Regions from separate parts of the Mus musculus genome. Here region 1 is linked to region 2. A link is a loop called in an ENCODE intact Hi-C map of the cell type or tissue named here. Cell type or tissue: gastrocnemius. All regions are shown on one strand. Links, peaks and the distances in the headings refer to the core of each region. The heading gives the core; the rest is flanking DNA. Region 1 overlaps Palld (palladin, cytoskeletal associated protein). Region 2 overlaps Palld (palladin, cytoskeletal associated protein).

Region 1 (16,486 bases), core at 5,814-8,313, 53 kb before region 2:
CAGGTGAATTTGGAAGCTGTCCCAGGTCTAGGGCAGAGTTGTAGTTTGAGGCTAGGGAGTTAGCTTTTCTGTAATTCAGTTTTCTCATGTGTAAAATAAACATAACTGACCAGATGAATTCCATTGTCTTTCATGATTATGTAGATTCATATTCTGTGATATGGGAGAACAGTCTGATAGTTGTGGGTTAACATCCTAAAGTGTTCTGGCCACTGCAAAGAAACTAAGAAATGTGCTGAGAGATTTGGGCATTGACCCTAATATGCCATATATGACACCTGTTTGATGGGCTGATGTCATGAGAGGGCCAAATTGGAGAGAGCTACAAGGTCTTAGGGAGGAGTATCTGTCTTTGAGAGAAGGGTGAAAGAGAGAATGCAGTCCATTCCAGAGATAGGGGTGTGGGGAGCAGAAATGGAGGATGAGGAATACCAGGAAGCCACCTTGGAATGAGGACAAGGAAAGGAGGGGCTGTGGTGGAATTCCAGGATATACTGATTGGTTGGTGTGGATGTTGGTGTGGATGCAGAACTCATATGTTGAAAGTCTCACCTCCAAGATGATTACTAGGAGAAAGGAGCTTTTCCTCCTAGCGCCCTTATGAAAGAAGGCCAAGGGACCTCTTTAGTCCTTCCTCTATGTGCGAATATAATGAGAAACACCACATTATGAGCAGACCATTCATTCACTCACCATCAGGTCTTCCTGAATCTTTGTCATGGAGTTCCCATCTCAGCTGTGAATGATAAATTTCTGTTGCCATCCAGTCTGGGATATTTTGCTATAACAACCTAACCAGACTAAGACTGACTGAGATGAAGCTTTAGTTAAAGGACTGCAAAGATGTTAAGGAAAACAGATCTTAGTTAAAGGACAAAGCAGACCCTAGGTTATAGTCTAGACTCAAAATAGATGAGATCACTCCAGGGACTGTCACTTGTAACCAAGAGTGTCAGGGGCACTGTTCATGTAGGGAAAGATATTCACTTCTTCATAGTCCTAAAGGTTTGAAAGCACTGAACATTGAAGCTAGATAGTTGTTTTCTGTTTAGGTTGGGAATGGAATTGAGACAAAACAGGAAGAGATTATAAATGACTTTATAGCTTTAAGAAATGGCCTGAACCTGGACTCTTCCTAATGATGCAAACTAATTTTTATGTAGCCCATTGACCGTTATTCCAGGACTAATTTCTAAGGAATATCAAACATTAATGTGGGCATAGTTAGCCCATTTCATAGGTGAGTGGGTGAGGCTTAGAGTACATAGTGCTTACCTAAGCCAATCAGAGAGTTGTAATAGTGACTTACATCTGTCTGCAAAGTCACTGTCCTGCTTATAACATCAATTTCTTGGAAATGGAACAGGAAGGTCATGGACAAATGATTAATGTTTTGAAGATTATAGCTAAGATTGATGAGCAAGATATGATTAAGTCTGGTTGCTGGTCATTTTCTAACATGGTGGGTGGACTCTAACTGGTGGTTCTGGCTACTGAGAGCCATGCTGGGACACAAGGAAGACATTTTAAGGTGCTCAGAGGCAGCGTATTAAAGTGAAGTCCCTTCTCATTCTCTCTGCACCACATCCATCAGTACAAACCAACCAAGAACAAGTGGAGCATAGTGTCCTGCTTGCCCCTCCCATCAGATAAAGAGGGCTCTATCTCTTTGAACAGAAATGTTCCCATTCCTTTTTCAATCACCATATCCTCCAGGAGCCGTTAGTAATTCTAAAGCTCCTAATTCTCCCTGTCTTGTAATTCTTTCCTACCCATAAGGTGTGTTAGTGATTCTTTTACTTTAGATCTTGACAAAGTGTTAGTTATTATTATCATTATTATTAAGATGGGGTCTTATATAGCCAAGACTTGCCTTGAATTCTTTATATAACCAAGGATGCCCTTGAATTTCTGATCTTTCTTCCTCCACTTCCTAAGTGCTAAGATTATAGGTATATACACCATGCCTGGTTTATGCAGAGCCAGCTATTGAATCCAGGGCTTTGAGAACGTTCGGGAAGCACTCTACCAACTTGTAGAGAGAATATCTTATGCCTGTATGCATGTGGCACCGTCAACAGTAAAGCTGCATGCCTATGGCGTAGGCAGGAAATAGGAGGTGGAACACCTGAGAGGCAGAAAGGGTTCTGGGATAGTGCCAAGTGTGTCAGATTCACCCAGGAAGATGCGACAGAGTTCAGACACATGGTGCTTGAGCACAGGTAACCCGCTATGTGGCAGAATGTAGATTAGAATAAATGGGTTATTTTAAATCATGACCTAGTCAGAGAAGAGCCTAGCTGTATGGCCAAGATATTTGTAAATATATTTTAAGTCAGAGTCTTATTTCTGGGAGCATGGGGCTGGGAGGAAGACCCACCTAACTTTTATTACAACAGAGCCGCACCCTTAGCCCCTCAATGCTCACCTCTACTAAGGCAAGACCCAAACTTCAGAGAGTTCAGAGTTCCCACTGAGCACTGGCATGTCACTTTTTCTCATTCCTCACTGTGTTCTGTGTTTAGACACTCTCCTGGGCCAGGCTTCTTTCTGCACTTGGTTGTAAGAAAAAGGGCTTTATTTTCCTTTCAAAATAGTCGACAGAGGCCTGCTGGAAGTGAGGAATATGACTAAGTGATTTCTTAAAGTCCTTTCCAGCCAGTGATTCATCAGACACAGAATTTTAACTTGGACTGGTCTACTGGTATTCTGAGCCAAATGTCTCATTTCTGCAAATGAGGAGAGTGAGGTCTGTAGAGGTCAAGAGTTGTGGGGGGCTGCCTGCTACAGTGGAAAGAATATGGGACTTGACGTTTACAGAGGTCTGAGTTTGAGACCAAATACCAACAGTGACTTGCTGTGTGACCTTGAAAACATCAATAACCCCCGTACCTTACTCCAGTTTCCACAACTGTACAGTAGAGATAACGCCACCTTCTCTGTTTGCTGTCTAGTGTCAGCCTAAGGACACTACATCTAAGAACAGGATAAAACATAGTTCAAACCTGCCCCCTATGTTAAAATTTTAATGTAATCTGTCCAAGGTTACTTGGTGGCAAACAGAATCAGCATCTTCAGTTCCAGTGTCACTTAATTCTCATCATCCAGTATGTCTCCTCAATGTTTTTCCCATAAGCCATCATGCTAATCCGATCTCCATGTGCTTTCTTTTAAGCTGCTTACTGCACATAGGCCCCAACTGTAGGACTCCAGATTGGCTTAGCCAGACTGCAGAGCACCAAGTTGTTAGAGACATCTCAAGCAGCCTTCCATTATCTTGTAGTGATGGCTCTCAGATGCCAAGCTCATGATGGCCAGCCGATGGGTTGAGTTCCCAAGTGAGCTTTCTAGGTAGCTTAGCTTCTTCAACCAGATTCATAACATCAAGCCGGAACATGAGCGCTGTCTTCTGATTAGCACTGAGTGGACTACCAGGTTCGAGCACATACTTTGGATTAAAACAGAATGGATGTAACCAGCAGAATGAAGTAATACCAGGCATTCATACTGGAGAGAGATTTGGGAACTTGCTCGGTGGTGATAGCTGGTTGACAGCACCAATCTGCGATAGCTTGCTTAGAAGGGGGTGGTAGATTGATCTCACAAATGAAACATGGGTCCAAGGTTATGTGTTTCCAAGGACCACTAATGAGAAGAGGTCACTGGTCTCTGAGCTCATTCACCATTATTTGTGAATTAGGAAAGATTACATGTTTCGTTTGGCTCCACTATTAATCACAGGGTATACTGAATCCTCAGGAGGCTGACCCAAATCATTTCTTCCACTTATCAAGTAACATGTACCTCCACAAAGACATTCTGTGACCTTCTGTTCAACCTGCCTTTGCTTCTTGTGTAACTGATTCTCCTCCAGACTTAGTATTGGAGATCCTTCTTCCATATATTGGGAAGAGTGGGACTGCTTCTTTAACAATGAGCCAACGAGTGCAGCCAGCAGATTCACGTTCCCCTGTCCTTTTGAGCATGAAAAAGTTTAACAATTTCCAGAAATAAGGGGAAGGTCAAGCTTACAATCAATAGGGAATATTGCCTTTTGCCATGAGCCAGAAAAAAAGAAAAAAAGAAAAAAAAAACCTGAGGTGGGGGAGGGGCCACCTTGAGCCAGTTCAGGCAACAATTTCTATGTTAAAAAAGAAGTTGAAGTTGGAGCCATGTGGTCTCCAAAGTAGTAAAATATATTTTCTTACCCTACACTTCATGTGCCCATAACCTTCCTTTTAAATCATCTCTAACCAGCCTCAAATCACTCTGACCGCAAATCATTTGGTGGCTTTGGTCTCCAGGCAATGGAATGTGCTGGAGCAGACAGGGAGTCGGGGAGTAGCTACCAAGTGCGCTCTGAGGGAGCTCCCACCCCCACCCACCCTAGCCCCTACCCCCCAGGCGTATGGACCTCAGCAAGAGCCTTAAACGTTCTACACTGAGATAGCACATGACATCATAGCGCAATCATTCCAGAAACACACACACACACACACACACACACACACACACACACTCACACAAAACTGCAAGGGTTGCAGAACAGCAAACGCAATATGACACAAACCACAGAGGGCAGATGGAGCCCAAGAACAGTTTTCCTTATGAAAACATTCACAAATACCACAGGCAGACTGGCAGAGGCAGGTTTAATTACATTCACAGAAACTCATTGTGTCCATCAGCACCGCCAACTTCAGGGCTGACCAACGAATGGGAGGTCACTCACTGAGGCTGTCCTGGAAATGGGACAGCCAGGAGAGCCTGAAGTTCTATGTCCAGGTGTCTTAATGAGCACGTGAGGAGTAGAGTGGACCCAACTGTAGCAAATGCTCAATAGCCCTTGACGAGAATTCTAAGGGACCCAGAGCTTTGTAGTAACCTGTCTTTAAATGTATAACTGAGGAGTTAAGAACAGCCCAAGGTGTGAGAAATCAATTATTCAATTCATGATTAATTTACGAGACACTTAGCTAAGCTGTCCCAGGCACAAATAAAGCTCTTGCGACTGCCATCTGCTGTCACATCAGAAGAGCCGGCCGTGTGTGCTGCAAGTGCAACTGGATCTTTGCTTATTTTTATTTATTTATTTAAAGGAGCTTTCAAAGCGTTAAGTATACAGTCTTTGGAGGGATGGTGAATGCATGAGCGAGCGAGCCTGTAGGCACCTCTGGGAAACAAAGTTTAACATACACTGGCTAAGTATGATTAAGGCTTGAGAGGGAAACATGTTCCAAATAAAAGTGCTATTTTAGTGTACCTAGCTATCGTTTTACTGTTTTACAGCTGTTGCTAAAGTGAGCATTTTCAAGGAGGCTCTGCAGAACTTCTAGGAGACAAGAAGGATATGTTTAAATGGCCCCCCGAGAACTTTCTAATTTTAGCCCTACAGAATCATCACTGCCAACTCTAGTCAAGGTAGATTTGTAGTGGGAGGGGCAAAGGACCCAGAAAAATCAAGAAACAAACAGACAAACTGCAAACAAACACTGTCATGTTGAAGGTAGGTCTTGTTCCTTAAGGGACCAGGACAAAGAAGCATAGCAACTATAGACGTGTGTGTCTACCAGCTATAATCTTCTCTGAGACATAGTATTTTACATCCTGGTAGTGCGTGCAGCAGCAATCTTTTCATCAGATAACCTAAGGATAACTGCTCATTTCAGCTGGTTGGGGGGTGGGGGCAGCCCAAATGCATGCTGGTCATATCTTTCTGTAATTTCTAAAACAATGGCAGGGAGAAAGGCAAGATTCTGGGTTACTGAAAATAATCTTTCAGCCATTATTCCAGCAGTTATAAACTAGGACTTTTAAAATTTATTTATTTAATTGCTGGGGTCAGAAGAGATTTCCCATGGATTTATCAGCAACAGAAATAAACACGCATTTTGCTGAGTCTACTTAGAAGTGTTAAAAAGGGTTACTGAAAGTCTGTTTTCATCCTGTGGTTAGGAATTCAATGTGCCTTGCTAGGATGGCAAGCTACATTCCAGTATCCCGATGATTCTGTCAATGATAATGATATCATCAGAATATTAAAAAAAAAAAAAAAAAAAGCTATCTTTGGAGAACTGTCCCTTTCTCACATGGTCCTCTGTCAGGCCTTTTGGGCACCACACTCCACTCTTGCCCTTTATCAGTAGCCTACCACTAGCAGAGGTGACCTCAGAATCCCATCTGGCTTGTCAGGTGCCAGGCTCTGTATCTGGGCTTTTGATAGAAGTAGATTGTAGGAATCTGCATTTCGCTAAAAGAAATGCTGGTTGCTTCTAGAAGCGATCTTTTCCAGAATCCCCCCCCCCGCCCCCCAATACTTGTAAAAGCATAACGAGTAGTAGGAATGGGGGAAGGCCAGCTTTTCTGTTCTCAGTCTTTCCATGGTAGAGGAGTCATCAGGAATGTATTCCTCCCTATTGTATTCTGCCGGCCACTTGTTCCCTAGAACCACAGCCAACTGCATGCTAACTAATGAGAGAGGGACTCCGTCCAAAGGGCTTCCAAGAGAGAAAGGGAGCTGAGAAAGTAGCTTTAGATTCTGCTAGACAAAGGACTGCAATCGAGTGAGATCCAAGAAAACAAACAACTTTTAGGAGATTGAAGGAGAGCGGTGGGGGTTGGGGGTGGGTGGGTGGGGGGAGTAAAAACCACCCAGATTTTTCAAGAGGAAAAAAAAAAAAGGCAATCTCAAACTTTCCCTGAGATAAAGTGTTTCCAGCTAGAACTCATTCAGCTCGCTGAGTAGCTCAGCCTGTCAGAAGGGGCTTTCGTTGTCAAAGTTTCCTTCCAATTCAGCCAGGGATGGAGCGGATGACAAACTAGACGAAAATCCAACCCAAAGTGCTCCAGGGGTGTGCAGAGTAAGAAAGTAGCGTTTTTAAAAATGGGGATGGGGTGGACAAAGAGGGCAGAGATGTAACCTCACGCCCTTCTCCCCTCCCCCACCCAACCCTAACAACGGAGAAGTCTGGCGAATAGGACCCTCTGCCCGAGCCCCTTAAGGGGTTTGGAGGGATCCGGAGGGCCATGCGTAGCACCACGGGCTCTGCATCTGTAGAACGCGGCCACTTACACCACTTACCAACTGGGCACCAAATACGCTCTGTACACCCCGCCGAAGAAGCTCTTCTGGGCTCTTTCGGATCCCGCCAGCTGTCCGAGTGCAACTTTTTAGGCTCGAGATTGCGGGTGCGGGAAAATGCACAGGCAGCAGAGCCGCCTTGCGCAGGGCTCCCGGCAGCCTACGGTGGAGAGGAGGACGTGGGTCCCGGTCCCGTCACCGGAGCCAGGCAGCTGGACTGCAGCCGCGCGAGTGCACCGCGTCTGCAGAGGGGCGCGTGTGCGCCGAGTGTGTGCGAGTGAGCGAGAGGAAGAGAGAGAGAGGTAGAAAAGGATCTGGGGCTGCTGGGGAGGGGGAGAGGGCGAGGGTGTGTCCTGGGCAGGAATGTTGCTAATGTCCAGAAATAACGCCCCTCTCTACTGTCCTGCTTACACGTCCGAAGGCTTTTGTTTGGACCGGGGTGGGCAAATCACAATTACACACCACTGAAGTGACAAGGTAGTCCCAGCCACAAGCAAGTTCCAAAGCAAGCCACCAGGCCAGCTTCAGCTTAAAGCCTTTCCTAGACACCTCTCTACTCATTTCACAAAGACAGCCTCTCTGCACACCTGGGGCCTTGGTAACTAGGCGACAGGGACTCCCATCTTCACCTGCCTTATATCCACTTCCATGAGAGGGTGTCTTTCCACGATCCCGTGTGTGTCCCTCTGTCTAAATGAAATCTCTCTCGCAAGTCTATACATTAACCCCATGTCACACAGGGAACCCTTAGGAAAGAGAATGTGGAGAATAAATCTGGTTTTTGTTCCTTTTTTTTTTTTTTTTTTTTTTTTTTTTTTTTTTTGATGTTGAACAAGTCTGCCATTAATCAAGGCTGTCCCTCAGCATCCAAGCTGCGATTCACTGAGAGTGAGCATGTTCCCTGGCTGGCTTCTCCTGCAGTTCTTCCTCATTGCATCAGGTCACAGCAACTCAGGCACTACAAGGATGGATATAACTGAGAAACAATAGGAAAATCCACACCAACCACTTAAGAAAACCCCACTACTTGCCAGCCAGCATCTCCCTGGCAGACTAGATTTAACACACGGGAGGAGCTGACCTCACCACATACTGTGTTCCCAATCTTCCCATCCCAGAATCAGCCTGCCCAAGACACAGCCATCCAGGTTTGGATTTAGAAATTTGAAGAAGAAACTCATGAGGGACTAATAAAGTTATTAATTCAACTAGAGTCCATAAAATATCAAAGGCATGACAGATTCTTGAAGTCAATTAGAAGACTTATCAGAACATGTGCTCCAAAAATAGTCATCCTGAGAGGTCCAACCAGAGACAGCAAGAGACATGTTTGGAAGTAAACATGTGGAAAGAGTGCGGTCCATCTCTAGTTCACATTTATTATCCTAAGGAAGTGATGGCTCATGAAATACTGTTTTTTTCCCCTTCCTTATTAAAATTTCCCCTTCCTTTGGGAATCATTGTCAAGTTAATAAGGCTGAGGTTGCTTTTCAATGGGAAGATATTCTGGGTTTGGCAAGTTCAGTCTCTTCTTGTGGTCTTTCTATTTTTTTGTCTCTAGGCTCGAACTAGAGACTTTTCCTGGGATCGCTGAGTAAGAGACAAACGTTGCTTCTCCAAAATGTAGCAAGGGGATCAGCGAACTCTGGAGTTTCACTGGCTTCTTCCTCCTCTCCAGAAGGGGTGGTTAGAAGCCCCTTTCCTCTGCTAATCAGAAAGGCACTGTGTTAATTAAAGGCACAGGCTAAAACAAAAGGTTCTTGGCATGTGGTCACCCTAAGAAGAATAATAAATATGGCCCAGGGGTCCATACGTGTTGAAAAGGTTAACAGTTTAGACTTTGGAAATGCAGCCCCAGTCAAAGATGGCGACCTTTCTAGGTCCCTTTGTGTGAGTGTGGATGAGAATGAAGGTTGGATGGAATCTGCTGTTCCCCATTTCCTGTGTCCAAGGAGCTACCCTGTGGGTACAGCTCTTAGGTGCCTGACATTCACGGAAGCTCTGGCTCTTATCTCTATAATCAGTCATCTGCTTAAGCTCCAGATGGGAACTTTGCCACTGCTACACATTCTGCAGTTTCATATATCCGGAGAGAGGGTGTGAGTGATGTCTCAGCGTGTGGCCCACGGAGCACTCAGGACTGGCCAGAAGGGTGGTGAGCTTGTTGAAAATGCAAATTCCTGAACTCTCCTCACATCTATTGTTAAAATTTTTGTCTGGGAATCATAACATCAGCAACTTCTTAAAGAAGAAGAAGGAGGAGGAGAAGGAGGGGAGGAAAGAAAGAAAGAAAGAAAGACAGACAGACAGACAGACAGACAGACAGACAGAAAGAAAGAAAGAAAGAAAGAAAGAAAGAAAATAATGAATACCAGGGTATGGTAGAGCACACTGTTAATCCCAATGCTCAGGAAGCAGAGGCAGGAAGATCTCTGTGAGTTCAAGGCAGCCTGTTTAACATGTGAGTTCTAGGACCATCAGGACTACATAGAGATCCTGTCTCACTCGACTAAAATAATTAATATTGGAATAAGCAACAATTCACATAATTTAAATTATCACAAATGTACTACATCCTTCCACAGAATAATGGTCGTATTATTTTTTCCTGTAGGCTACCAGATTTCTTTAAGTACATTGATACCAGAAACACATTCTGTTTTCTCACTTAAAAAAAAAAATATGGAGGGCTGTAGCTACTCTTTAGGCAAAGTATTACAAGCTTGAAATTGGCTCCTCCTCCCACCGTGGCATTTATACTTAGGAAGAGAGGCATAAAGCAGAACCAAAACAATTGTCTTAGGGTTCTCTGCTATGATGAGCCACCATGACCAAAGCAACCAGGGGAGGAAAGGGGTTATTCAGCTTACACTTCCATGTCACTGCTCATCATCAGAAGTCAGGCAGGAACACAAACACAGCAGGAACCCAAAGGCAAGAGCTGATGCAGAGGCCATGGAGGGTTGCTGCTTACTGGTTTGTTCTCATGGCTTTCTCAGCCTGCTTTCTTGTAGAACCCAGGCCCACTGGCTCAGGGCTGGCATTTCCCACAATGGTCTAGGCACTTTTTCCCCTCTCAGTCACTAACTAAGAAAATGCCGTACACATTTGCCTACAGCCAAATCTTATGGAGGCATTTTTTTTTTTTCAATTGAGGTTCCCATCTCTCCAATGACTCTAGCCTGTGTTACACTGACATCAAAGTAGCCAGCACAAACATATATAAGAAGATGATATGCTGAAGCATGATAGGAACAGCTGAGAAGAGTATAACAAGATCGTGACATGGTTAGGGTGTTTTGGTTGAGAAAGTGACATTTGAACAAAGACTTGATGAAAGTGAGCTTTGGGATTAATTGGTGAAGTCGGAGCCAGCAAGTGCAGAGGCCTGAGTGGTGGCGTGTGGAATGCAATGTGAGGAATGGCAGAGAGGGGACTTAATGCAGAATGTCACCAGAAGTGGCACAGGCAGTGGGAAATTCAGACTGTACCTCTTTTCTTTTAGTTTCTGGCCAGTGTATGTGGATGTAGTACGCCAGCATGTATGTATATGTTCAGAGGTTGATGTCTTCAGTCTTTCTCAACTGTTCTTTACCTTATATATTGAAGCTGAGTTCTCACTGGAACTCAGAGCTAGCTAGTCTAGCCAGCCACTTTGCACCGGAGTTTCAGTGTGTAACTCTAGAGCAGTTTGGTTATAGGCTAGCTGTCATTTCCCCCTGCCTTACATTCATGCATGATAGGGTTTGCATTCTGGATCTTATGGTTGAGTGGCAAGCACATTACCTAGTAGGCTATCTCTGTAGCTCAGTGGCTTTTATTCTTAAGGCATTAGGTAGCCATTGGAGAGTCTTATGGAAGGAGAGGCATCACACATGTGCATCACACACACACACACACACACACACACACACACACTGCCTAAAGAACACGCTTATGTTTAATGTTGTATATTCACTTGTATAAATGCAGTACAATGTTTTTAATAAAGATCCCAGTGATAGACATCTGAGTTGTTTCCAAACATTGACAATGTTTCAGACACCCATGAATGGTATTTACACTTGTGCAAGTAGATCTGTGGCACTGATTCCCACAAGTGGGATTGCTACAGTTTCCATTTCAGATTTTGATAGATGCAGCCAAATTGCCCTTCAGAGGGTGGAACCAATTTCCACTCCTGCTAGCAATATTCTAGCCATATTCAGGAGCACTGTAGTCTTCCCAACAGAGTAAGCAATTAAACTTCTGGGCTCTGGCCAATCTGATAGGTGAAAAGTGATGTCTCAGGATAGTTCTGATTTGCATTTCTGATTTTGAGTGTCTCTGAGCAACTTTTCACACGCTTAGTGTCCACCCAGCTTCCTCTGCAGTGGCCTAGTGATGTGTCCTTCCCATGTGTTGCTGGAGTCTTTGACTTTTTCTTTACAGTCTCTTAAAACTGCATGTCACTGAGATCAGCACTCTGTTTTACGAGGCTCGTGTGCCTGTTGTCTTTGGACTTGGCAGATATTATCCTGTGGTGGCTCTAATTTAGAATTCATCTACAGTTGAATTTATCCATTAAAAAATTCTAGGAAGGTCCTTCTTAGTCTATATTCTTGTGCACTAATTAGTTAGTTAATTCTTTACATGTGTGGGGCATGGGTAAATAACTCTAGTATGGAGGTCAAAAGAGAACTTCTACTATGTAGGTTCTGGGAATGGAACTTTGGTCCTCAGGCCATTAGATTTTGGGGACAAAGATCCTTACATGCCAAGCTGTCTTTCCAGTACTCATGTTTTTGTCTTTAACACCGACATTTTTTAGTAGATGTGGTGGTTTAAATGAAAACGGCCTGATAGACTCACAGGGAGTAGCACTATTAGAAGGCATGTTCTTGCTAGAGTAGGTGTGGCCTTGTTGAAGGAAGTGTGCCACTGAAGATTGACTTTGAGATTTTAGATGCTCAAGCCAGGCCCAGTATCACTCTCTCTTCCTACTGCCTGCCAATGTGGATGTAGAACTCTTAGCTCCTTCTCCAGCACCATGTCTACCTGCATTCCACCATGCTTCCCAACATGCTGACAATGGTCTACACCTCTGAAGTATCTGCCAGTTTTCCTTTATATGAGTTGCTGTGGTTATGTTGTCTCTTCACAGCAGCAGAACACTGATTAAACTATATATATTTCATTCTTGCTTAGTTTATAAATTTAGTTATTTATTGTGAGTGTATGTGCCATGGCACACACATAGAGGTCAAAGAACAACCATGGGGAGTCAAAACTTCCTTTCTACCATGTGGGTTGTGGGTATTGTAATTGGGTCATCAGTCTTTGTGGTACAAGTGATTTTAACTGCTTAACTATTTCAATGACCCACAGTTGAAAATTTGATCATATTTATTTTACTGCATTGTGGTCAAATAATGAAGTTTCACCCAGACTAGAGCTCAGTACTGCTGAGCATGGGATAGGACCCACATCTTAGCATGGGAGAGGCCCTGAGATCCACATCTTAGCATGAAAAGGCCTAGGGTCTACACTCCAGAGCCACAAAGGAAATAAAATCAAATAAGAGCAGAAAGAGAAAAGCAATAATGTATGTATCCTCTAGACTTTGCCATCTCTTCCTTTTGTGGCCTAAAGGTATGGCCAATACTATATATGTTTCTTAGTCAGTTAAAAACTAGTGCTGTCCAGCTCTGAGCCCCATTTTTTAATGGGGTTATTCGATTTTCTGGAGCCCACCTTCTTGAGTTCTTTATATATATTGAATATTAGTCCCCTATCCGATTTGGGATAGGTAAAGATCCTTTCCCAATCTGTTGGTGGTCTTTTTGTCTTATTGACAGTGTCTTTTGCCTTGCAGAAGCTTTGCAATTTTATGAGGTCCCATTTATCGATTCTCGATCTTACAGCACAAGCCATTGCTGTTCTATTCAGGAATTTTCCCCCTGTACCCATATCTTCGAGGCTTTTCCCTACTTTCTCCTCTATAAGAATTCTCACCTGAGGAATACCGAATGGCAGAGAAGCACCTGAAAAAATGTTCAACATCCTTAATCATCAGGGAAATGCAAATCAAAACAACCCTGAGATTCCACCTCACACCAGTCAGAATGGCTAAGATCAAAAATCCAGGTGACAGCAGATGCTGGTGAGGATGTGGAGAAAGAGGAACACTCCTCCATTGTTGGTGGGATTGCAAGCTTGTACAACCACTCTGGAAATCAGTCTGGCGGTTCCTCAGAAAATTGGACATAGTACTACCGGAGGATCCAGCAATACCTCTCCTGGGCATATATCCAGAAGATGTCCCAACCGGTAAGAAGGACACATGCTCCACTATGTTCATAGCAGCCTTATTTATAATAGCCAGAAGCTGGAAAGAACCCAGATGCCCCTCAACTGAGGAATGGATACAGAAAATGTGGTACATTTACACAATGGAGTACTACTCAGCTATTAAAAAGAATGAATTTATGAAATTCCTAGCCAAATGGATGGACCTGGAGGGCATCACCCTGAGTGAGGTAACCCAATCACAAAGGAACTTGCACAATATGTACTCACTGATAAGTGGATATTAGCCCAGAAACTTAGGATACACAAGATATAAGATACAATTTGCTAAATGCATGAAACTCAAGAATGAAGACCAAAGTGTGGACACTTTGCCCCTTCCTAGAAATGGAAACAAAACACCCATGGACGGAGTTACAGAGACAAAATTTGGAGCTGTGGCGAAAGGATGGACCATCTAGTGATTGCCATATCCAGGGATCCATCCCACAATCAGCTTCCAAACGCTGACACCATTGAATACACTAGCAAGATTTTGCTGTAAGGACCCAGATATAGCTGTCTCTTGTGAGACTATGCCGGGGCCTAGCAAACACAGAAGTGGATGCTCACAGTCAGCTATTGGATAGGTCACACGGCCCCTAATGGAGGAGCTAGAGAAAATACCCAAGGAGCAAAGGGAACTGCAACCCTATATGTGGAACAACAATATGAACTAACCAGTACCCAGGAGCTCTTGTCTCTAGCTGCATATGTATCAAAAGATGGCCTAGTCAGCTATCACTGGAAAGAGAGGCCCTTTGGACTTGCAAACTTTATATGCCCCAGTACAGGGGAACGCCAGGGCCAAAAAGGGGGAGTGGGTGGGTAGGGGATTGGGGGGGATGTGTATGGGGGACTTTTGGGATAGCATTGGAAATGTAAACAAGGAAAATACCTAATTTTAAAAAAAAGGAAAAAAAAACTAGTGCTGTGTAGGATAAGTTGAATAACAACTATTCTATTATGTCATACACATGAACTTGAAAGTTCTGTGATGCTGGGAAGTGGTGGCACATGCCTTTAATTCCAGCACTTGGGAGGCAGAGGCAGGAGGATTTCTGAGTTCAAGGCCAGCCTGGTCTATAGAATGAATTCCAGGACAGCCAGGGCTGCACAGAGAAATCCTGTCTCGAAAAGAAAGAAAGAAAGAAAGAAAGAAAGAAAGAAAGAAAGAAAGAAAGAAAGAAAGAAAGAAAGAAAGAGAGAGAAAGAAGAAAGGAAGGAAGGAAGGAAGATAGATCAGTGATTTACTGAATTATCATGGACTGAATCTTTCTCTCATCTCTTTTGTAATTTTGGTTTTACAAGGTGGCCACTGTGTTATTTAATGAAAGTGTACTGACAATCATTTCTCATCATTCTGAGTTTTTCCATCCAGCACTACTTGGCACCCTTTCTTGACCTAGTTCTCTGCTGGCCTACATTCTACCTCTTTTGATGGTAGAGTCGTAACTTGCTCTATTTCAGTGTCTTTGTCCAGTATGCCGTTCTTTCTGCCACACTGATGTGCTCTGCATTGTTTTGCTCTAGCATTCTCTCTCCCACCCCCCCATTCCCCTCCTCTCTTCCCTCCTATCTTTCCCTTGGGTACTAAACCTGGGGTCTGTGGGTCTTAGCTTGGCACTCTGCACTGTGCTCTCTTCTCAGATCAAACCCTTCTAGTAACTGAGATGCAGCCCTTGTTCAGCCAGTCCCCACACATGTCATTCATCAAGTGGACACAGCTTTCTGCTTTGGCTCTTCAGAGTAGGAGCTCCAGTTTTATGGAGATGAGTATTTACTGGTATATTCCTTACTTACTTCATTACAGAAGTAATTAGAAATCCTGGAAAATATATCATAAGTACATCAACTTTTGCTCATGAGATAACACATGTGCACACATACACATAAAGATGAATACTCATAAGCATGTACAACACACACACACACCACAATAACAACATGTAACTCTGGAATGGTTATTTTTGTGAGGATACATTTAATTTGAGCTCTCTGATCCTTCCTTCTAGCACTCTGATCCTGCTGGTCTGGTGGACAGCTGTTCCCATTGGACAGCTGGATAGACTGAGGGAAACTTGAAAATATGTGTTTCTGTATTTTCTTTGTATGACTAGACAGAGAACTTAACTTTCTGTTATACTACAAAGAAGCCTTGATGAGAAGAGAAATGGTTTCTAACGTTCAAAGGACAGTGCATCAATTAAGTGAGCAAACACCCAGGGGGCTCAACTTTCCTCAGAAAATGCTAGCATCGATGACACACTGGGTGCTTGACCCAAGGACATCACAGAACCCCTTCTTTGTAAAAACTTCAAAAATAAAGAAACCTCTTTGGGCAGCCCAACTGTGGTCCTGGCCCATGGCAGGGATGTCTACATAACCTCCGGTGTCCCCTTCCTGCAACTATGCAAAAAGAACATGTTAGGGCGTCAGAGTGACTCATTTTCAAACGTAGGCACCAGAGTATGATCTGTCAAGAGATCGGTATCAATGGCTTTGAGATTCCGAAGCATAGAGTGGTTATGTAACAGGATGCTACTTGACGGAGAAACTTAGGCATAGACCAAATTACAGCTAATAACGCTAGCTCTCTTTGTGGCATAGAGAGGAGAGATCATGATCAACTTCCTGTTGCTTCCAGTTAAAAGAAACATAAGAGGAGTTCCCATATGTCTTTTGTGCTGGGCTGAAAGAAGTAAAAAAAAAAAAAACCCCTCCCCCCAAAAAATCCCAAAACCAAACCAAACCAAAACAAAACAAAAAAACCCAGGAAAATAATGGAAATATTTCACAGGGAATTGCTTCTTTCCAGCCACATTTTCATCTCTATTGAAATTCTCAGGTTGTTTTGAAACTCAGCATCTGAATCATGCAGGGTAGTGGGGCTGAGAAAGACTGGAATTTTGAACATTCTTTAAGGGTTCATTAAAAAAAAAAAACCAAAATGATAGACAAATGCCTGTGTCGTAGTCATGGAAAGAGAAGCCCCCCCTCATGATTTGAGATTGAGTTTGTTCATTTTTTTATTTATAGTTTCGTCACTTAAGGAATGTAGAATTTGGCATTCAGAAG
Region 2 (16,486 bases), core at 8,880-11,379:
CTCATGGTTTCAGAAGAGTCTTTGATGATATCTGGATTTCAGTACAGTTTGGCATCAGACCTCTCACCCTCAAGAATTCCCTAAGCGTTTCTTTCTTAACAATAATACAGAGCATCATCTCTGGATTAGATATTTAAATTTGTTTCTCTTTCTTTCCCTGCTTTTGAATACAAAGGTAGGGGCTTCATATATTTTTTTCTGCACTGGTGGGAAATGGCGATGGGTCCAATGGACTGAGTACCCCTAGGAAAGGTCTCAAGGCTACAAGGCCTTGATGCAAAGCAGATGTATCAATAGTCACAGGAGGAAGTGGATGGGGAATAGCTTTAAAAAAGAGATGATTCAGAATTCTGACTCAGAGGGATTTGAGCCAATTTCTGACCTCATCCTGGAGTCTGACAGCACCTGGGCTTTTTGAGGAGTTCTATCTAGACTGAGTTTAGGCCACACCTGTCTGGCCCAGAGGGGAGAAGCTGAGGAAAGAAATCTACCTGCAGTGGAATGCAGCTGCTCCCATTAGATCAGACAGGGGATCAGACTGATAACTTCTCGAAGCACAATTTATCATACTTCCAATCAGGAATAACAAATTCTGGCACATCTAAGCACTGTAAAAGGAATACAGACTTCACTGGGTTAGGGCCAGCTTTTATGAAACAGTACATTTCTGCTTGGTGTTTCTAGTGAAACCTTCCTGTTATCTATGATTGCTGTTTTAGGAAACTTTTACTTTAAGATTGATATTTGGCCCAAATATAGACACTCACTATTAAGGTGCAGATAAGATGCTGGAAAATTCCAAGAGCCACCTTGCTTAAGGTTTCAGATTCTGGGTTTCTGTGGAAGGGAAGGTCTGCAGGACAAAATTGGCTGGAGGAAAGTAATTTTACTTGAAGAGAGTTTTAGTAGAATCGTAACATGCTATTTTTCAAAACACTGCACTTTGTAACTCTCAAAAACTGATTTTGTGAACTAACCCAAGAAGTATTGTAACTGGGACCTGCCTCCAAAGTTTCTAAAGTTATTTTTTGCCTTCATTAACATCAGCAGACAACGCACCTGGGGATTCCTGGCTTTAGAAGGCTCTAGCTTTTCTTGAAGCCTCAGCATCAAGAATCTGTTTGTAGCTCCAGAAGTTTAGCCCCAAGGGATTTTTTTTTCTTCTACAAATCTAACCTCCCAGGACTACCAATGATCCTGGGAGGAATTTGGGCTTAGGATCAGTAGGGAAGAAAAGCAAATCAATGATTCAGAATTGCACAAGTGTCTGAGATCACTGTTGATAGGAATGGACACTCCACAGGCATTCCCAGACCACATGGAGTCCGTTCCAAATCTGTCCGTCAGCATCAGCTTCACCTTAAGAGTGACTCAACTCTATTTCTGCCCAAATGACTGGTCCTGGAAGAGGCACCAGGAAAAGAGCCTCTTAGCACTGTCCTTGGGGGTCTTATCTTCCACCCATAATTCTTTCCAACTTATAGTCACTTACCACATGACACCCAGCTTAGGTGCCCTCTCTGTATTCTTTACTTAATGAGTCATCTGAACATTGTTAGGCCAACTGATGGCTGGGCCTTGGCTGTTGAAAATTTTGCCAACCAGGATTGTAGGTTTTTGTTTGGGAAAGGAGAAACAGGGCAAATCTTACAAGCTGGCTAAGAGAACTGATACACTCAAGGAGTGATGGTCTACAGGAAAAAAGTTGCTTTCAGGGCTAACCTTAACCATTTCCAAGATAATGTGGTTGGAGAAAAATAGAAAAGTCGGGAATGTTGGCATTTCTGCCCTTTGTAACTGCTGGTGTATGTAACTCCTGAGCCCTAACGCCTCTCTGAGCTTCTGCATTCCTGGCAGAGCCTATGCCGGATGACAGTCTTTCTAGAGAAATTTGGTGAGCTCTCTGCTGCTGTAGCCAAGCAGGGCTGCTACTGAATGATGTAAGTAAGCAATTGCTCTTCTTCAAGGGAAAAAGCAATATGATGGATCCTAGTAAAACAAGTCTAAGGTGGAAACTATTTTAGTTTGTATGTAATTGTTCATGTACCACCACCCCATTCAGACAAGGGCCTACCAGGTTCATGCTGGCCTTGAACTCAGTATGAAGCTTAGGATAATGTTGAATTTCTGCTGTTCTTGCTTCCACCTCAGCCTAGAAGTCTAAGCATGTGCAAGGCAAGCTTAATGGATTGTGGATCACATGGATTGTGGATCATAGCAGATACACCAGGATTGCTTAACTGCAGGGCTCCTGACAATCTTTGTTTGTGGTTGGGACAGGATGGTGGTGGAGTTTCCAGTGCGATATGATAGGTTTAGCAGCATTGCTCTCCTCCACTTACTAGATGACGCTAGTACACTTTTCTCCCAGTATTGACAAGCAGAATATCCCTAGACATTGATAAATGCATTGGGGTGGTGGGATGAACTGCTCTGTCACAGATGTTAATAACCAATCGCCCTGTGGTCCAAGGGGCTCCTGGTCCTATCTCTTTGGCCCAAGGCGATATTTGAATTTTCTTAAAGAATTCTAGGAGAAAACATTTTTTAAATCCACAAAAGAATTAATGGAGAATCAAGAATGTAGACTGTTAACAAGGTTTTAAACTCCTTTAGTGTTGAAATGAGGTCGGTTCCTAGATCTCAGGAAGCAAAAACTCAGGGATTGATAAACTGATGTTAGGATCATTAGGGGTGTTTTATGACTGGAGTTGTGATTTTAATATATAACTGCACACTGATCTGGCTTACATTCTCACTTGGAAAGTCCATAAATCTCTGGCTACCTCTATTTTACTAGATCCAATGTAAATGTAGAGATTTGGTTCTCTATTTGTTTGCCTGAATTTTTAGAAGATCAACTATAGGAAAGCTAATTTGGATCAGCATCAAGGTAACAGTGAAGTCTATACTATGATACATAAAGGAATTTCAAGCCAATGTTCAACTGTAAGGCTATAAAAATGTTCTCTGTGCTCTTAAGACAGGCGTTGCTGTATAAGCTTGGGACATTTCCAGTTCCTAATGGTTTACCATGACTTTGGAGAATATTAAAATCAGTGGGTAGAGGATCTCAGCTTTCTTTTCTTCCAAGGTTGGAAATAATACTGTGAAGAGCCCTACTTGGGTGGAAAATGCCCAGCTACCCCTGTCGCCTTGTAACCACAGTCTCCTGAGGATCAGGAGAAATGATGGGCTATACTGTAACTTTGTTCAAGTGCTCAAAGCTCTGACTAACTCACATTGTTTAAAGTATATTTCTGTTTAGTCTCAGAGAAAATGATAGAATATAAGCCAACAAGCAATACTCACATGGCATCTTTGATACAGAGAAATCTATGAGAGTATTACTCTATTGGGTTCTACGGAATGGGATTTAATTTAGTCAAGAATGTCTTACTGACATTCTATCAGCAGGGAGGACAGGACCCTAGAGCCAGTGATTTCAAATAGCATGTCACCATGAGAAAATGGCAAATGTGCTCTCTCACGAATCTAGAGGGGGTTCCCCTTACATCATTTCTCCTATATTGCTTTGAAAACTTAAATCTCTACACTGTGTAGGCTACTGGTTCGGCTCCAAGCCAAGGAGTGGTTCAGAGGCAATGTGTTCACATGCTCTCTCATTTGGTATCTCAGAAAATAGCAGCTTGCTCATCCTACTGGTCTTGCACACATAGAGTTAAATGACATGATAGTTACATGCATGGTGCTGGACAAGGGTTCCCGGCCTCACATTCTTTCCATTTTCATCCAAGAGTTCTATGTGTGTCATCATTACTGCACAGGGGAGCTATGGAAAGGCACTTGTTGGTTGTTCACAAGAAAATCTTTGTAATGTTGGGTTAATGGAGAGGGGAGGGGTTTCAAAGCTCATTTCTGGGGCAGTAGAAATTAGCCCTTTGTTGTGGACAGCAGAAGTCAACCACATTATAGCTGAAGACACGATCTGAGTCACATCTCTGATGGCCTCATCTGGGAAACACATCAGCAATATCTCAGGTCTCTCCCTTCTTCTGTACTGACAGGCATAACTGCCCACATGCACATACACATCAACCACAGGATACTGTGATGACCAAGCAAGATGCTGGCCATGGAAGAACTTGGAGAATGGCCACATGTTTTGAATTCAAGACTATGATTTTAATTATATACCATGGATAGCATGCACCATGTTTCCTACATATTTAAGAGGCTTCTCAATACATTGTGGATGTATTGCCAAATGGAAACATGTTTTGAAAGACCATATCTATCTTCTTGTCAATTAGAATATTGTTCACATTAGCTAAGTTGAATACTTATAGTCATATTGGAACTAGTATAAAATAGCTTATGGTGGGAGAGTGTTCCAGTGGACACAGCAAATCAACATGTTCTTAGTTTGTACATTTCTGTGGGTACTTTGTATTTTCCTCACCACTGTACTCTGATAGCCTGACCTAGAATAGATGTTTGTTAAGTGAGTAAATGAAAGTATATCACATAACAACTTTCCATCAAATGATCCTTCTCAAGTTTCTCCACGTTCTCAGCCACCAGAGGATTTTCTCTCACACATGGTCCACATTTGAATGCTCATATTCAGAAACACAGCTGGGTGAAGTTTGAAGTCCCCTCATTTTTGGATGGCAGACACAAACCACAGATTGCAATTGAGGACGTTGAAACAATGCTTTTGACATGCTTGGTGATGAAGACAGCAAACAGTTCTTTAGATGGTTTAAAAGCGACACGTACTGTATGGGTCCCATTTTTCATTAAGCAAATCATACAAACTAAGAGTGTTAACACACATTATAATGAAGGATTAAGTAAATAAATTCAAATTAAGAACTTCTCTTTTGTTTAATTCCAATAAAATTGATTCAGGAAAGTGTTCCCTTAAGATTCTATGTGTTTATCGAGAGACACCGTAAAGGTAGTCCCTCTCTCATGTGAAACTGGTCCTGTGTCTCTTGGTGTGTCCCACGCAGTCTTCCCTACAAGAATAAGGGGCTCACCATGAGGAGGAGAGGATGCTCTGCAATTGATTTGAATTGCTTTAATTAATTAAACTTGATCAAGGGGGGCAGAAAAGTTGATGGTCTTTTAGAACTGTGCAAGTTACAGCAAGATGTTATGTGAGTTCTACATGTAACGGTTTGGGATTCTGAAAAAAACAAAACAAAACAAAACAAAACCCAGTGGTTGGAGCAAGATAAGTGAGATGAGCATGAAATCTGATATTTATTGGTAGTAACATGGTGCCAGACACTTTGTGAGCCATGCTACATGTCACGTCATTACTTTCTGTACTCCTACATACAGCATTTCATGCTTCTTATTTCAGAACAGTCTGAGGCTCAGAAAACATGTGTGCTTGCTAGGGTTGGTAGAATTAGGATGCAAACTATGTCTTCCTTAGCTGTGGGAACCACACTGTCTTCGAATCTGAACGCTTGGAGCCAGGAGCTGTTGAAAGAGAGTAGTCATGAAGAGTAGGTTTGGTAATGGGAGGAGGTCTCAGTGACCTCTGGATCAAAGTAGAAACATCATGAAAACACAGTGCAGCAAAAATGAGCAGATCCCAGGTGATTCTACATTGGAGGAAATTTTGTCCAAGTAATGCTATTTAGAAAATAAAGCCTTCCAAGTGAATACTGCCTTGGTTCTCTTTACTTAACTCATCTAGACTGATAGGAGGCTTATAGGTCTTCTTGGGTGAAGTCAGAAAAGGAACTTAGCTTGGTGGACCAAAGATGACTATTCACATAACCTATGATCTTACTCTTTAACATGCAGACAGAAGAGCCTCAGCAGCAGTTACTCTGGAATGCCTAAGGGATGTGGATTCAGTCTCCCATCTGGATCTTCTTACTCAGAATCAGCTTCTAAGAATCAGCCTCAGGAGATGTGGGTACCCATCAGAGTTTGGGAAGAACTGACCTACAAGACAACTTTGTAGTCACAGCACCATCTACTCACTTCCCTATCCTCTTAAAATGACTCTAAATCTTGCTTTATTCATCCACAGCATATTCCTGTCAAAACTTTCAAACACTAAATATTCTTTAATTTTGTAGCTTCTAATCTGCCTTTCCTGATAAAGTACAATGATATGCCTTTATATTTCATTTATTTATTTCGGTCTTTTCTCTTGTTCCTAAAATCTAATATGTCCATTAGGGTTGAAAGACAAAGAGAAGAGTTATTGTCTCATCAGCAATAAGAGCTGTGCTAATGAGTGCAATATGGAGTTATTAGCATTATTTGTTGCCTTCACTCCTTTCTAGCATTTAGTGAATATTCAAGTATTGGTATAAAGAAATGATTTTGTTCAACTCAAGTGTGGGTTGAACCATGCACCATGCACTAGCTTAGGTTTATGGCACCAGTGAATACAATGCATTTTTTAATAAACAAAATGAAAGCAAGCCAAATTCAACAGCACACTAAAAGGATCATATACTACTATTAAATAGTGTGTTATTAAATAGTTACAAGAATGATTCAACTTAAAAATCAGCACGTGTCACATACTACATTAAAAGAATAAAGACAAAAAAATCTTATAATCTTCTCAATGAATGTAGAAAAAGCACATGATAAAATTCAGCATTATTTTTGAATATGACACTTATATCAGGTATAAGAGGACAGAACTTTAACATACTGAAGGTAATGTGAAACAAGCTCACAACTAACATTTAGTAATAAAGTGAAAGTACGTCGTCCAAGATCGGGGGAGAAAGCGATGCAGCTTTCTACTGTCACTTGTGTTAAATGACTCTAAATCTTGCTTTATCCATCCACAGCATATCCCTGTCAAAACATTCCAAAACTAAATACCCTTTGATTTTGTAGCTTCTAATCTTCTGCCTTTCCTAACGATCTTCTGCCTTTCCTAACGAAGTACAGTGTTGGAAGTCTTATCTATAGAAATGAGACAAGGAAAATAAATAAAAGTATCTCAAATCAGAAGGAAAGTTGATATGATCAACATTGATCAGACAATGGGATTTAACTCATTATATAATCCATGAAATTATAACTCTAGAGACTACATATACATAAATATATGCATATGCTTACACACAAATCACACATGTACATACACATGCACACATGCATACACATGAGCTCATGTGTTCACAGTCACATGAGCATGTATATTTACAAATAAACACATAATAACATATACATGAACACACATATGTACTATTCAGAAAAGTTTCAGAAAATAAAATTCACCCACAAAAATCAGTTGTGCTTCTATATGCTAGCAATGGGATGTCTAAAATATTAATAAAACAAACCTATTCACAATACCATTAAAAATAATATATCTAGGAATAAATTCAATTACCATCAAAGGTCTTTACACTAAAAAATATAAAACAATGAAGAAAGAAATTGAAGAACATACAAATAAGTGGAGTTGAAAACACTACCTGGTTAAAACGTCTATAATACTTAAATGATCTCTACAGGTTCAATACAATCCTATTATATTCTCTAAAACCATAAAGACACTGTGCAAACAGTTTTGAAGAAGAACAACAAAGATAGAGACACTGAAACTACTTGATTTCAAAAGATATTACAAATCTCCAATAAATAAAGGGACATGATACAGGCATGGAAAGAGGTGTACAGATGAGTAGAGTATAATGGGGAGCCCAGTTGTGAGCACCCCCTGAGGGTATCAAAGGAACCACGATTACACACGGGGAAAGAAAAGCATTTTCAGTAAATGGTTCTGGGAAAACTAGATGCTCACCTACATTCTGAAGAATAAAAGACTCTGGTCTCACATAATGTACAAAAAGCCAAATCAAATGGATTAAAATCATGATGTAAGACCTGGAAGAGTAAAACCCATATAGGTACAAATGCAAAGCAAAACAAACAAACAAACAAACAAACAAACAAAAAAACAAGCTACAGAAATAAAAATGGAGGTTAAAAAACGTTGGTGGTATGACTGTACACACACAATGGAATTTATATAATCATAAATTATAGTGACTATGTGGTGATTTTTACAGGAACATTATGAATTTGCCTAGAAAACATACGCTCATGCACTCAGTATTATTCATACATTGAACTCTGAATTTTGGTCTTTTCCTGTCTCAGTGACAACTGACAGCACTCTTTCTTGGTGTCTGACAGCAGCAGCTAGCTGCAGCTCTCAGGCAGTCACTCACGCAGGTGAATAAACAACCCATCTGCCACAGGGCTCTTCACTGCCCAGCTGTGGTATTCTGTGGGCTAGGTATATTGCTGAAGGTTTGGCTTATGATTCTTTCAATTTACGATGGGTTTATTGGGTCCTAATCCCATATTAAAGTGAGAAGCAGGTTTATTACACACACCATGTCAAAAGAGGGAAAGATGGCCAATTGTAGCCATTTGTAGTCCCCTGGATTAGCCTGGAGGTAAGTATGCCTAGGAAAATCGACCACAAGTACTTCACTATCTGACTAATACATGCAATTTGAAAAGGCCAAACTGATAAAAGCAGAGAGGAAAGTGGTGGTTACCAGGGAGATGAGAAGGATCGGAAATGCTGGTCCAAGAGGACAGCATTTCAGGCAGGCAGGATGAAAGGTTCAAGAGATGTAACCTACAGTATGGTGGCTGTGGTCATAACACTGGGTTATGCACGTGGAACCTTCAAAGACAGTATTTTAAAGTGTTTATACTATATAGGAAGAGTCATAATTATGGTATGTAATGCTTATGTTAATAACTTGATCATGGCATTCATGTCAGAATCAACAAGTATATTGAAAGAACACATTGTATACTTTAAATATATACAATTGTCAAAATAGAATTCTGAACATATCATTTTTAGTATTATATTTATTATTAGCCAGAAGAAAATTTGAAATATGTTTGATGCAATAAAATCATGTCACCAAGGCATGAAAAATAAATTTTTATAGGGATCTAAACAGGGTCTATTATTGTTGTTATTTTCTCTAAATATTTATTTTAGAAATACTGGCTTGACTTTTTTCTATTTTTTTTTCTGAGAATATGTGTGTGTGTCTGTAGGGACAGTATATGTGTGTTGGCATATGTGTCTATGCATACACATGTGGAGAACAAAGATTGATGTCCAGTAAAACACAAAAGACTTCCAACTACAAAATATTCCAGGTCCAGATGGATTCACAGCAGAATCATACTAGACTGTCGAAGAAGATCTATAACCAATACTGCTCTTTTTTTTTTTAAAGAAAGAATCAGAAGTGGTGTTTCTAAACTGCTTTTATGAAGCCAGTATCACTCTAACACCAAAACCAGGTAAAGATATAATATTACCACCAATACAATATTCCTAATAAACACAGATTAAAAAATTCTCAATAAAATGCTTGCAAAGATAATAAACCGAGGTTAGGGTTAGGGTTAGGCATGTATCAAAAACAGCATCTATCCTAATCAAGTTGGTTTTATCCCAGAGATGTATGAGTGGCTCAAAAGATATAAGTTGATAAGTGTAATTAATCATATAGAGTGAGAGACAAAAATCACAATTATCACCTCAATAGATGCCATAAAGTCCTTTGACAGAAGTCAGCAAGTCTAGACAACAAGAGACTAGAGCTGAAGGGAACGTATTGGAATAAAGGATTTCCATGAGAAATCCATAGCAACATCATCCCGAATGTAGATAAAAATGAAAGCAAACCCTTCAAAGTTTAATGTTGAGTTACGTTTAATTTAAATGTTAAAGTGTAAAATAAATAACAAGAAAGGAATGTCTTCTGTCCCCACTCCTTTTTAATGTAGTGTTTGAAGCAATAGCTAAAGTAATAAGACAAGAGAAGGAAATATAGGATTAGAATAAATAGGCCAGGAAGTGTAATCAGAATAAACCCTTTCCTCCCCAGCTTGTCTTTTGGTCCTGGAGTTTCAGCACAGCAATAGAAACCCTGACAAAGACAGAGACCAACTTTCAGGAGTCTGAACTCTCCTTCCACTGTCGGTTGCTGCAGCAACCACATTTGGGCTCATCAGGCTTGAGTACCTCTACCTTTCTCCATCTCGCCATCTTGCCAGCCTTTCTACTTTATTTTGTGAGACAGGCCTTCACTGAACACATAGCTTCTCACTTAGGCTGGATGGGTTAGCCAGGGATCCTCAGGACCAGCCTTTCTCTGCTGGGGTTCCTGGTGCCTGTGTCTTACCCAGCTTTTCATGAGAACATGATGCCCTCGGGTTCTTAGAGTGAGCACACTGAACATCTGCACTCAGGATCTCACACTTGTGCAGTGGATGTCTCACCCACTGAGCCAACTATTGGTCTCTTTTCCATCTTGAACTGCTCAGTAGAATAAGCATATTTACCTACCTAGATATCTGAGTTGTATCTACCCATGTGCATGATATAGATTGCAAAATTTGAGTAGAGTTGTCGCAATATCTCGGTATTCCCATGCTTTTCAAGTCAACTTTCTCAGTCATACTCTGAATCTCGGCCAGTGCGTGCTTTAATGATGACAGCTGCTAGTGATTACCCTATTCCACTTACTGTTCTTCATGTCCTGTAGGAGACATCTTTTCTTACTGCACTAGATGAAGGTGCACGCTAGATTTGGGGAGATTATGCAACTTTCAGACTGTTAGACCTTGCAGGGTAGACTGAAGCCCTGCGCTATTACCCATTATGGTGAATTGCTCTGACCTACTCTGCAGGAGACCTACTGGGACTTCCAAAGGGGTTGAAAGCAAGGTCTGCCTCAGGCTACAGTACACAGCTGAAGTTTAATTTTAGATTTTCTCCTTGATCCCCCTTTCTGGTCTCCATATGCTTTCCTTTTGCTGTGAAAACTCTTTCCCCATCTTGCAGTAGAAAACTGCTAGGAATTAGTAAAACTTGAAGTTGAACTATTATAGAAGGCAGCAGCTGAAACTGTCTGGGATACTGTTCCGACACTGAGTGGTTTGAGGTTGATACCGTTTTTCTGAGATAGGGTCTCACTATGTAGCCCAGCTTACCTGCCTCTTCCTGTCTCAGCCTCTCTAGTTCTAGGATTATTGGTGTGTAACAACACTCCTGCTCACTGACTCTTATTGCTGCTTTTATGATTTCTGCTTGAAGGAGTGTGGGAAACTGCGATGGAAAAGAATCACCCACTTTATTGTTTCATATGCAAGTGGTAGGAACTTGTTATGTGAATGCTTTTCCTACCCTGTCCACAACCATTCTCCACACTTTTATAGTTCAGATCACCAGTTTGGGAAATGCTTTTGTGAGCAGCATTTGATTCCCAGTTGGATATTTTTTCCAAAGCCCTAGATAAATGGATGATATACGTCCAAAGAAACTGCTGACCTCAGAAGATAATTGAGGGGAAAAAATATAAATGTCAAGTTAACAAGTTGTTGGTGGAGTTCAGGCCATCTTGAGTCAGTATGTGTATCCAGAAGAAGCACATGTCAAGTTCAGAGAACACTGGAAAGTAGCCTGGGTCCCCATGGGTTCTTAGAAATGACCAAAGTGTGTGTGCTGTGCGTTGCGGGGAGGACTGTTGTTTTGCATCACATCCTCTTTTCTCTTAGTGCCATATTCCACTTCCCAGGCCATGTGGGCAGCTGTGCGTCTGCTGTTCCCCATCAATGGTCCACACAGAGTCTGTCCTTCCTCCTCCTCCCCTCTCTCTCCCTGAGGTCCGTTCAAAGCTCCACCAAATCTCTCTCTCTTTTTTTTTCTTAAAGATGAAATTAGTGCCCCTCTCCACACCAAATTCCCTACTTACAAAGAAAAGGAAAATTACAAAAAAGTTACAAGTAATTTGTATATATTTTATAGCATTCCAGTGTATTTTTTTTCTAGAGTCTGAAGTAGGTAAGGACTGCAGAGATAGCTCAGGGAATAACATGCTTGTGTGCAAGCATGAGAATGTGAGCGCCATCCCCAGCACTCACTTAAAAGGGCTGGTGCATGCGTGGGATCCCAGCACCGGGGAAGAAGAGGGGCTGCTTCCTGGGCTTGATGGTCTAGCCTAACAGGTGAGTTCTAAGTCTTATCGAGAGGTTATATCCGTGCTACATTTTGCAGAATGCAAGACCACCCTGCTCTGTCTGTCCTGTTATCTGGCACAGACCAAAAAACAAAACAAACAAACAAACAAACAAACAAAAACAAAAACAAAATCTGCTGTTTATAACTGTAAACCCCACTGATTAGAAGAAGTCTTTCAATATTAATAAAAAAAATGCATCTTGGTAACAGTAAAAAAAATGGTATTTTCTTGTATATTCTCCAGTTTACATAAATTTTATTAGTATTTACATGAAGACTCTACAAATGATTTCTCTTTACTCCAGTTTCCCTTCAAGCATGTAATCCGGTCATAGCACTAATTGATTCGTGCTGCTTGGGCTGCTCATGAAAAACACAGAATCCTAGGCTCTCCCCACAGGGTAACTGACGCAAGGCTTATGGCCGGACCTGGGGAGTAGTAGATTTAAGCATCTATAGTGAATAACTATTTGGCTAGAGAAGTGAACTTCTCAAAGGTGGCCCCCAGACCAACTGCAACAGCAACACTTAGCAAGGTCTTAGAAATGCAGAATGTCAGGGCTGGGGAGATGGCTCAGTGGATCATGCACTTAGAGCATGAGGAAGAAGACCAGAATTTAAATGCCTAGTATCCACATATAAAAGCAGGGTGGGTGTGGCAGCCTTCCTGCAGTCCCAATGCAAGGGATCCCTGTAGCAAGCAGGCTTGTTAATAGTCAAATTAGCAAGCTCCAGGCTTAGTGAGAGACCCTGCTTCAGTAAATAAAGTGGAGAGCAGTAGAGAAAGACACCTGACATAAACTTCCAGTGTCACACTCATGTGCAGGTATATGCATGCACATCTGCACACATGTGGATATACACTCATCAGTACATGTGCATATATATGCATACCCCCACTCTTACATGTGCATATATGCATGCACACTTACACACATGTGCACATATACACACAGTACACATATATGCACACCCCCACACACATATGCACATTTGTGCAAATATGTCCATGTATACTCATACTCATGTGCATATATAGATATATATGCATGCACACACATGTGCACATATATGCTTGCATACTCACATTCATGTGTATGCATATCCATGCACATCTCCACACAAGCACACAAACAAAAAGGAGAGGAAATAAATGCAGTACCTCAAAGCTTATCCCAGACACACTAAAAGCAGAATGTGTATGCAATGCCCAGGTACATTATGGTTAGAGAGGCAAATTGGACCAGTTCACTGGACAGCTGGCCTGTGTAGGAACTTGTTAGAAATGCAATTTCTTAGGACTCAACCCAGAACACAATCAGACAGTCAATCCGAAACACAGGGGACACCAGGGTGGAGCCCAGCTTCTTTGAGTTTGACAAGATCCCCTGTGAGATTCATACATGTGGTGGTGAGAAAGCCACCTTTGCAGCCCACCCTTTCCTTTAGCACAGCTGATGACAAGCTCAGACCATATATGGCCATGCGAAGAGATGGGACACAGGCAGGTACCTGTTTTGCAGTCATAGTGACTAATGAGCATTAACTAGAGTCTTAAGGGCTAAGTAAGCTTTTAATCCAGATTTAAACATAATAGCAGATATAACAATTAAGGAAACAGGCAACAAAACATGGTTAATGATGATTTCTCAGGTTCTAAGTGAGTCAGAAAGTGATACAGTCTAAGCCTGAGGAATGTCTCCAGCTTTAATCTCTTACCAGAGTATCCCCACCCCTACCCCTGGCTCTTTAGAGCACCTGCAACAAATCCATTATTAGTTCTCAGTATTGCCTAATGAATTCTATTCTGAAGCTACCACCTTCCGCTTCACATTCTGGGCAAAAGGGTGAGAATTATTTGCCTCTTCAGAGGAGTGGCTCATCCATTCTAAGTGTTGTTGAACATTTATCAGAAAGTCAGATGCTACTAGATACAAATAACCTGGAGGTGAAATGATAGTTCTTTCCCCTAAGAGCCTATTGGTCAGATAAAGACAGTAATTAGATATATACCTCATACACTGAAGGTGTGATATGATCATTTGTTAGCAGCATGGACTAACATGGCTGGAAGATAGATTCAAGGAGCGTAAAAGCAATTTAAAAGGGTCAATGAGTATTTACTGTCAAAATTTAAGCAAGAGGCTGCAGAGAGGCAAAATGTAGAAGATGCATCCGCATAAGCAAAGTCTTATACAGTGCTTAAAATAGTGACTTATAAGCCAGCACAGGCCCATCGTCTGCACCAGCAACGGCACCAGTGAGTCTGAACAACTGAAGAAACAAACAACTCGAAGGACTCCAACTTTAGATTTTGATAAAAATCATCCTTTAAACTATACAGTCCATGTCTGATGCTTCACAGCATGCCCTTCTTATTATCTCCAGCATTCCGTGACTATATTGTTTATGCCAGTATTATGCGTAATTAAGCACCATGGCAATATCAATGAGAGTCTGAAAGCCAGATGTGGCCCAGAGCGTCCAAAAATGCAGCTATCCTGGCAAGCTACGAATAAACCTTTCAGAAGAGAGAGAGACTTCCCAGACACTTTTCTTCCTTTTTACCCCGAAGATCCAGACCTAAGAGGCTATTTTCAAAAGTTCGATGAGAGTAGCAGTCCTGAGCTCTAGCAGTCTCCAGCATTTACAAACATAGCATCGAGGCTCACACCAGCATAATGTTGCTTCTTACTGTTGAGGAATTACACCTGTGTGCCTTTTCATTCCACAGGAACAATCCTTAGGGAGCTGAACCTTCTATGAGGATGATTCTCTCCTAGGAACTCTCTGACCTTCCAAGGCTTAGTTAGCTTCTTTCCAACTTCTCATATGCCTTTAAAGTTCTTTGCATCTTTTAGTCATGGCACCCATCCCTCAGAACTTCTAGTTATATGGCATTATGACCTTTTGCTCTACCAATACAAGCCAGAAGAGTGTTTGAGGAGCATATGGCTGTCCATCCCCTCAGCTCTTTGTTAGGTCTTAATGTCTGTTGGGTATTAATTTCGGGCTTGCATTGGGGGGATTCCATTGGGAAAGCAACCAAATTCTCAGTTGGTAAGAAATGAAAGACAAAGTGAAAGAAGATGGATTGCTCAACACACCAGCAGACAAAAATATATGACTGTGGATAGTGGTCAGGGCTATACGGAAATGAAAAGACAGCTATGAGATGGAAAGAGACAGGGTTTGGGAATGACTGTCACTGTATTTTGAAATCTTAAACGATGGCATGCAAGGAGCAGCTAACAAGGCACTTGACCAAGAGTATAGCTTTAGGGCTAGGTGGGGAGAAGAAGGGATGGCAAGGTTGGAGAGGAGAATGTGGGGGTCAAGTGTATAGGGGTTTCCATGCAGATAGTATCAAGGAAAGTTGACTCTGTAGATAAGGATCTTAATAAGGTTTATATCCTGGAAACCATTTTATTATGGAGAGAACAAGTGGAGAAATAGCATTTAGAAGTGATGTTCATGTGTGAGAAAAGATGATCTGAGTCAAGGTTGCTCAGTGGGGAGTGGAGATAAAGCACCCAAGTTTTCAAGTTTTATGGGTAAGATTTGCTGATGAACTGTACTCTGGATAGAAGGCACTTAGGCTCTGGCCTAAGGTAAGTGGGTGGGCGACGCTGGTGGCCTAAATAGAGACTGTATGAAGAACATATTGGGCATTGGCTGACAAGGTCAGTGTTCAGTTTTGGATATACTAAGTGTGAGAAGCCTGTGAGACATCAACTACTGCTGGACAGGTTTATTAACTTGCAGTAAATCAAGCAGTAGAGGGTCTTCTTAATATTTTCTGCTACTGCAGGAAAGTATGGAAGTTTCCAGCCACTCAAAAGAGGAAGCTTTGCATTTATACCCCTGTTTTCTTACCTAAGGAGCCATGGCATTAGAGTAATATCTTCTCTGAGCCCTACCTCCTCCTTTTGCTAACTATAAATGCTACATGGGATTGCTATGGCAACCTATGCATGGCGTAGGCCAACTGTTGCACAATGACAGACTAAGCTGATGGTTACAAGGGTGACACTGGAAAGCTAGGTCAAGGAGTGTTGCAGACTTGATTGGCAAGCCGAAACATGGAGTCCACTGTGTTGGGGACTGAATCAGAAAGGACATAGAGGGACTGGGCGCTTGGCTCAGCAGATAAGAATAATGTCCATACAAGAACAAAGGCCTGGAATACTGTCCTCTGCACTTATTTAAAAGCCAGACACAGCTTGTGTGCCTGTAACCCTGAGACAGGAAGATATTAGGGCTGCCTGGCTAGTCATCCAGACAGAAATGGTGAGCTCCAAGTTCGGAAACTTAGACTCTACCTCAAGGGAATAAGACAGAGTGGTCAACCAGGTTACTCAACATCCACTTTCTGGCTCACACAGGTAAAAAATACAAAATACTCTTACACACAAGTGTTCCCATGTATAACACACACACATGGGTACATGCACACAC

What was found. Hi-C counts contacts between places; a loop is a spot of excess contacts. Peaks named below come from ENCODE experiments on the same cell type or tissue, not always from the same donor. Only the 100,000 strongest peaks of a DNase experiment are listed, where the experiment ranks them.
Region 1: it touches region 2 in a loop (2.4-fold over the local background); 4 of 42 quality-filtered maps call a loop at or near these places.

What each region holds. Positions count from the first base shown.
Region 1 is chr8:61,752,730-61,769,215 of GRCm38, forward strand. All of the region lies in intron 2 of Palld (palladin, cytoskeletal associated protein), which reads right to left. Among named protein-coding and RNA genes, the nearest start is that of Gm51576, 75 kb to the left of the region's middle. In gastrocnemius, for the core only: no CTCF peak of the experiment used is centred there; a DNase peak (open chromatin) is centred at 7,271; H3K4me3 peaks cover 1,782 bases; H3K27ac peaks cover 1,699 bases.
Region 2 is chr8:61,802,633-61,819,118 of GRCm38, forward strand. All of the region lies in intron 2 of Palld (palladin, cytoskeletal associated protein), which reads right to left. Among named protein-coding and RNA genes, the nearest start is that of Palld, 92 kb to the right of the region's middle. In gastrocnemius, for the core only: no CTCF peak of the experiment used is centred there; no DNase peak of the experiment used is centred there.